Regions from separate parts of the Homo sapiens genome. Here region 1 is linked to region 2. The links are chromatin contacts, found by Hi-C or POLR2A ChIA-PET in ENCODE. All regions are on one chromosome and are shown on one strand. Each heading gives the region's core, a stretch centred on a gene start or an enhancer-like site at or near the end of the contact. The rest is flanking DNA. Distances are from core to core; before and after follow the strand shown. Region 1 has its middle 44 kb from the start of TIPARP. Region 2 holds the start of LINC02029 (long intergenic non-protein coding RNA 2029).

Region 1 (3,757 bases), core at 196-2,695, 450 kb before region 2:
ATCTGGGGGTGGGACCAGGAAACGGTATCTTTAAAAATGCTCTCCAAATGTTTTTAATGCACCACCAGGGTTGAGAGCCATTGGTGGAGGTCAGTGACTCTCAAAGTGTTTTTTAAAGTCCGGAAGCATCCGCATCAACTGAGATATTTAAATAATACAAATTCTTAGGTCCAAACCCAGGCCTACTGAATCAGCATCTCTGGGGGGTGGAGCCCAGCAATCAGTGTTTTAACAAGCCCTCCAGGGGATTTCAATGCTTGCTAGAGTTTGAGTAGCACTAGTCTAAGTCCATTATGATAAGCCTGTTCCCTGATTTCCCAGCCTTCCTTCAACAACAGGTGGCTGTGTGACCCAGTTCAAGCCAATGCCACCCAGCAGAGTTCTACTGAGAAAACGTGGTTTCTGGGAAAATTTTTGCTTTCTTGGTACAAGGGAACACACATCATGCACTTCTGCTTCTTCTTTCCTTACAGTCTTGGGGGTAGGTAGTCCCTGAAGCCTCAGCTGCCATTTTGGGATCATGAGCAAAACACACTTGTGGAAAGTCCAAGAAAATCACAGCGATGCTGCCCAATACTAGCAGTAACCTACCCTCAGACTTCTAGTTATAAGAAAAACCCTACTTGTTTAAGCCATTGTTAGTAGAAATTTATGTTGCTTGCAGCTGAACAAAATCTTTATACAGAGTCAAATTTCCAAGTACCTTTTACATGGAGAAAACTCAGAGCTGAACCCAATACTTTTACATGGAGCTAGTAACACTAAATTTCAGGGAAGGTCATCTTCTAATTGTGATATTCTAAACACTTCATCAGTAGATCTTAAACCTGGCTGCCTATCAGGATTACCTGAGGAAGCTTATCTTAAATGATTCATGGACCTCACCCCAGATATACTGAATTTGAATCTCTCAAATTGGGACTGGGAGACTCTGTAACTTAACAAGGCGATTAGTATGCCCTCAGCTGACCCCAGTCCACAGCATGGCTGAGACTAGGGTGAGGCAAGTAAAAAGCCCAGGGTGCAAAATTTAAGGAGGCACTCACTCTCAGGGTTGTGCAAGCATAGGGTCAACAGTTGCATGTCCAGAGAGTAGATGCCTTCTTTAATTTTGTGTCCTAGGCACCTCATTTGGCCTCTTCCTAGCCTCTACCCTGATTCAGATAAGGTAGATGTAACAGGTGGTGCCAGTCATTTGTCATGACATGGTGGTAACCCCAGCCAAATATTCCTTTACAAAAATTCACTGATTGTTCCAACTGAATTATTTTTTTAGTGGTGGTTCCTGCATCATAAAGACATAGCCTATACTCTATAAATAATGATAATATATAGTTTATTTTCAATTTGGGTTATGCATCTAGGTGTCAAATGACAACAATTTCCTTCTGAGCTGAAAAATAACTACAGCACTGATTGTCTCAGTCCCTGTTCACCCACATAAAAACAGGAATGTGATCCTGAGAGAGAAGAATTTAATTGGGTGAGTCAATAGGTGTCAGGTATCAGCATGTTGGTGGCAGAATCCAGGGCTGCAGTCCTCATGTAGCTACTAAATAATCAAGTATTGGTTACTTGAATTAAAAGTGGAAACTAGTAGGTGTTGGTAAAAATGTGTTGAGCTTGGCTACTCCTGTTTTCCAAAAGCATTTTAGGACACATATATGCTGCAGTATCCCAGAAATAGAAGTGTGGGTAACTTAACCCAAAGTTGTGGTTCCTGTGTCCAGCCTGTGTTGGATGGTGTGTCAGCACAATGAATGCTGAAGAATCTCTGTGGACTGTCATTCTAGAGCCTCCTAAGAATGCCTCACTAGGGTTGGCAGAGAGGTAGGGGTGCTGGCCAGGCAGACGAAGGGAAGTCCACACACGGCTTTGGTTGAAGCAGTGCCAAAGGCCAGGATAAAAGCTGTAGACCTGTTTAACTCCAGATTTTAGGGCTCTCGCTTTTGATTTTATAGATGTAGTACTGATGGGAACAGCTGGTGGTATGTAGCGGGAGGACAGCCTGAACAAAGTGAAATATACGAGGTTCCTCTCATCATCCCTCCCTACTTCTGCAGAGGTGGCATTAGAGCACCTTTCATCTTAATGTGACTGGTGAATACCCCAGCATCAGGCAGATATTTCACATGTGCTTGCCAAAAATAATAACCACTCTTTTCTGCCCGATGGATGCTAGACACTCTGATTCCTCAATCTGTGATTGTCCCTCAGGTCTATGGCAGCAGGAATAGATGTCCTGCATCTTACCATGGAGAGGGAATTAGTTACAGTTCTACTGGTGAATCAGGAATTGAGTAACTCTCCTGGAGGCAGCTTCTCTACCTCCTTTCCTGACAGTCATTAAAGCAGGCAAGGCGGCACTCAGCAGCAACTGACAAGCTGGAACTGAATTAAATCAACACCTGAATGGTCAGAGGGTTTAGAAGGAGCCAAAAATGTGTTTTCCAGCCAGGATGATTGAGAACCCACACCTGGTGCCAGAGTACAACACACAGGTGCCTGCCAGGGCACCCAGGCAGATATGCTATGCTCCTGGTATAGGGTGGGTGGAGGGGGCTCTGCCTGCAATGTCACACTCCTTTAAACACAGGTCGGGTGTTGCTACAAGATGCATCTTGAGGTATGAAGAGAAGAAATGACACAATGCCTGGGGCTTGTTTTAACATACTTCAATTTAAGAACTTCAGCAAAGAAAAATAATAAAGGGGGCCAGATAAAGCAAATGTAGCAAAATTGTGATCATTATTGAATCTGGATGTTGGATAAATAAGGATTTTCTATTAGGGTAAACAGGATTATTCTTGCCCCAATAAGACAAAAAGGAATAGAATAATTTTATGGCAAATAGGATTATTCTAATTGTTCTTACTTTGTGTACCTGAACACTTTCATAATTAAAAGTCTGTTTAAAAATTCCAATCAATCATTATAAAGCTTGTAAACCTCACATTAAGTTGATGTATGCCTTTGAATACTACTCATTTCTTTCAGGTGACAGCAAGCAATAGGGAGCCAGAACCGCATGGAATTTGGTTTGAAATGTCCTCCTCACCCAGCCCCATCCACCACCACCTACTTGGGCTCAGAACCCTTATTTTTTAGTGAAAAGATGGCAGGACTGAGGCTTATGAAATCTGAACATGAGTTCTTGTTCGTTCATTAACAGTGAGACCTGCAACAACTCACTTGCCTGCTTGGAAGCCTCCTTTCTTCCTCTGTAAAATGGGGATGATCCTTTAATACCAGCTTTGCAGGTTACTGGAGAATCACATGAAATAATGTACACTGTGAAGTGTGAAGGCAGTGTTGGTTGTTATTAACACCAGCAGCCTGACCTTGAACCAGGCAACCAAATGCTCTGTCTCAGAGCCCTCATCTATGAGATGAGTGAGGGGATTACATCATGGTACACAGGCTCTGTGAGAACCACGTAGGAGGCATGTTAAAATTCAGATTCCGGGCCTGCCGTGGTTTAGATATTTGACCCTCCAAACATCTTGTTGAAATTCAACCCCTAATATTAGAGGTAGGGCCTAACGGGAGGTGTCTGGGTCATGGGGGCCGATCCTTCATGAATGGCTTGGTGCCAGTTGTTGAGGTAATGAGTGAATTCTTGCTCTATCAGTTACCATGACACTTGATTGCTTCCTCTCTGGCTATGTGACCTCTGTATACACCAGGTCCTCTTCCCCTTCTACCAAGAGCTTGTCCCATGGTGAGCTGAAGCCCTCACCAGAAGCAGATGCTGGTA
Region 2 (3,674 bases), core at 879-3,378:
CCAAGTGAAGCCATATGGAGCTTCATGCAAGAAGATCAACATGCACCAGGTTCAAGGGAGATGCTAGCAGTTACAGCTCACAGGCTACCTCAGGTTTCTCTCTTTCATGTGCTTCTGGCCTTACCCAGTAACAGCAACTCTGAACACTATCCAAGCAAAACGTCATATGCTTTGAAGATGCACTAGTATTTCAACAGGCTGAACGTTTTCCAGAACAAAATCTTTACCAAAGCTGCTAACAAGCAGTCAGATAGACTGCCCTGTGAGTGTTCTCCTCCAACAATGAACCAGCAGAAAGGTCAGCAGCCGGAAACAGAAAGAGGAGAAGGGTCCTAAATAAACACAGTTTAATCAACCGTGAAGAAACCTAAAAGTTGCCCGAAAGTGCTTTGTTAATGGGAGAAGCAAGGCCCCTGCCCTCAGAGAAAGGCAAGGAAGGTTGAAGGTCACTTCAGCTGACCAGAGGATGCCATGGCGGCAGCGACATTCCCCGGTGGGAATCTCAATGGAAGACGCAAACGCAGAAGAGAAGGAAGGGAGAGGAGAAGCCAAAGGTGGACCTTTTCCAAGGACCTGGCAAGCAAATGTTCCCTAGAAAGAAGATGAAAATTTAGGTCAATAAGAAGGAAAGACACTGTTTTTAGAACCATTATGACGACTTCAGAGTTGGTTCTCCTTCAGGCTTTTGTCCATCAAGTCTGTCATGTCTGATTCCAGACTCCTCAGGATATTTGAAAAAAACTAATTTATTTGAATTACATCAATGTCCTTTACTTGCATCTAAAAAATCAAAGTCAAGCTATGCTGATATGTGAGAGAGAATTGAGATGAATGAGGGCTGACTCCCAGTCTCTGCCCCTGTAATTACTTTCTTTGTAAGCCTGAATACCCAATCAGATGGACGCCTTCTGAACACATTTTTTCATATTTATGAAATACCTTTGAACAATGAAATCTGGAAACTCTGGCAACATCTGTGTCCAAATATATCCAAGTGTGTTTATGTTTTTAATTGAAGATCAAACAATTTTAGATGAACTCATCTATGGTATCATAGAAACTGCATATTTTTAGGTAATTCTTGAGAGCATTTTGCAAACTATTAAAGTAACTTGATATCATGCTATATCTTTAAAAGATATTTCTCAGCTGTGAATACTATTGGAATGAAATCGGGACTTTTCAAAAAAGTCTGCAGCATGAAAAGGTTTGCATATGAATTCTGATTCCATTAGAAAACCATTTCTTTTAGGACTGTTTTATCATTCTCTATTGGTTCATGTAATATGATTGGTTTGTTCTTATTCTAATTAAAGATGCAATTTATTAAAGAGTCTTTAACTTCACTAAGGCAAAGTTTAAAAAGCTTCTAATCAGATATTCTTGGTAGGCAGGAGAACTATAACCTTCAAACTCTCTGATGTTGTATGAAGCAGCTCTCATCTCTACACAAAGATTTTCACTTCTGTGATCTGGCCTGGTAAAACATTTATTCCTTTATACTCAGTCCTAGTTTGTTTTAGATCTGGGCCTCTGGGCCCATTAATTTGTATAGGATGATAATTTGTATAGGAAGACAGGTGTGCTGTTTTTCTTCAATCCTTGAGGATATTAGGAAAAACTTTAACCAATTAAGGGATCCCATCACCTGACGTTTCTTTGGGGAAAATGACTTTTGAAGGCATGTGGGGATTGTCAAGGAAATAATTTTCCCTTTAAATTACATGTTTGTACGTAAGAGGAATGCTGAGCAGGATATCAAGAGGCAGTGGTCACTCATGGCACTATTTTCAAAGTTAGTTAAACAAGGAAACCAACTCACATTTCCCCAGTTTAGCTTTTCATTTTTAAAACTTGCTGAATTCAGGTACATCTCGATTGCTCGTGGTAATAAAGGAGACATTAGGCGTGGATAACAAGACCGCAAATGGTGAGTAAAGCAAGACACCAGGTATCATTTCTTTCCTGTTTATTAACATTCACTCCAGGCTGTATACTTTGGTTACCATGGTCGCGTGGTGTCTGATGTCACAGGCCAAACCATATAAAATCACAGAGGCCACAACAGGCAGGAGGAGCGGCCTGGCTTTGTCTGAGTCAGGCAGCCCAGCGTGTGGGATGCCAGGCTGGATGTGCTGGGCCTGACCAGCCGCCCGCTTTCCTCTTCTCTTGCCTCTGCCTGCCCCCTGGTGGACAGCTGGGGTAAAGCATGGGAGTGCGCCTTTGGGGTCTCAGTGGGGCTGAAATACGACTCCTCCCCTAGGACAGCCTGCCTTCCCCAGCCTTGTTCTCCGGCAAAGTCAATTTCCTGGAGAATCGAGGCTCTGCCTCAGATGTTCGGAGCCTCCGCAGGATGAACACCTCCATTTCAATTCCAGGGGCTTTGATCAACCTGTGCCTCCCTTGATCCCCAACTTGTGGGCACCTTCCCTTGAGCAGTGCCCCCACGAGGTACACCTTTCCCGGGAAACAAAAATCATTCCTTCTTTGGGTCCTGCAAGCTGTAAAGAACCAATACAGCACTGTGCTACTGAACATGTTGCCACTATAGAAGCCCCTTGTGTTTTGAAGAGTACATCTCTATAGCCATTCGTTTATTCATCAGAAACCAGCTAGAAGCCAGGCCCTGTGCTGGGCGCTGGAGACATGGAAGAAACTGGGCTGAGGCTCCCGCCTTGAAGAGCTTGTGGCCCAGGGAAGGGACAGTTCATCTGTCATTGATTGCCACGTGACAGTGTCTATGATGCTAAAAAGATGCCAGTGCTGTGCTGCAGGAGCAAAGGCCGTGGAGGAAGAGGCTTTGGCTTTGTTGCGAGTCCTTGCCAGAGCCAGGCAAAGCCAGTCACCGCTTTGTTCAGATGACTCAGGTAAATAAATGAGGCCGCACAGGCTGTCCTGACACCACACACCTCTAGAATACCCTGGCTGTGCTGGGAGCTATTGGTGTCAGCTGAGTATTTTCATCCCTGTCCAAGTCACAATGATCTGACTGTACCAGCCTGTGTGGATGTTGCTAAGAGGAGGCAGACAGCACCATGAGCTCCCTTAGATGACGATCGGCATGATGTTCCTGCTGTGGCAGCGCTCAGCTCTTGCCAATGCTCTTCTCTGCTTTGCTCACTTTAAGCCTCCCTTAATTTTTTTGAAGCCCAGTTTCCACATTGCTGATTCACAGATATGCAAGACTCAGGCAGGAAAAAAAAAAGGTAATTATTTCAAATGACTCAGGCGCCCTCCTTGACTCTGGGATCTCTGTACAGACTTGCACTTTAAAAGCTGAGGGTAATGATGTTGTCATTTGTATAGGAAAGGCTGGAAGAAAAACACATTAGTGTTCTTCCAAACTCTTGACTTTTGGAAAAAATTAGCATAGAGAGGATGGATGCTCAGCCATGGCCTGACATCGAATGCCTAATGCAGAGGTGAAGACACCTGCACAGTCCCATGCACTGGCGAGCTTCCTGGGGACAAGGGCAGTGCCTTGATCACCTCTCTTCCTCGTGCAGTAAATGTTTGTTGGATGAATGGTTGTCAACTCTAGTCCTGTCAGTCCTCCCTGAGCCCTGAAACAGAAATTAGGAAATAATAACAATTAGCAGGTCCTATACTCCTAGATTTAAGATTTTTGAACAAATAAGGGAAAATTATTTGCCTGCTACAAAACTGCTAAGAGA

Evidence for each region. Hi-C counts contacts between places; a loop is a spot of excess contacts on that map. ChIA-PET counts read pairs that join two places held with the same protein, here RNA polymerase II (POLR2A). Pooled maps may share reads with other maps.
Region 1: a map of PC-9 shows a loop between it and region 2 (7-fold over the local background). The contact joins the enhancer-like site here to the promoter of LINC02029 in region 2. A Hi-C loop is called at or near these places in 4 of 168 maps with a recorded cell type or tissue (A673, PC-9, chondrocyte and 1 more) and 6 of 50 pooled maps. POLR2A ChIA-PET finds 5 or more read pairs at or near these places in 5 of 52 experiments (A673, AG04449, Caco-2 and 2 more).

What each region holds. Positions count from the first base shown.
Region 1 is chr3:156,629,131-156,632,887 of GRCh38, forward strand. No RefSeq gene overlaps it. Among named protein-coding and RNA genes, the nearest start is that of TIPARP, 44 kb to the right of the region's middle. Within about 2 kb of position 1,446, at least 5 of the 41 ENCODE cell types and tissues checked have a DNase peak (open chromatin) inside an H3K27ac peak, as active enhancers do; they include PC-9, where a contact is called at or near this core.
Region 2 is chr3:157,079,713-157,083,386 of GRCh38, forward strand. It overlaps LINC02029 (long intergenic non-protein coding RNA 2029), which reads left to right and starts at 2,129. Exons shown (of 3, transcript NR_135546.1): 1 at 2,129-3,206. LINC00880 (long intergenic non-protein coding RNA 880) reads right to left here. Exons shown (of 4, transcript NR_034007.1): 4 at 1,955-3,563.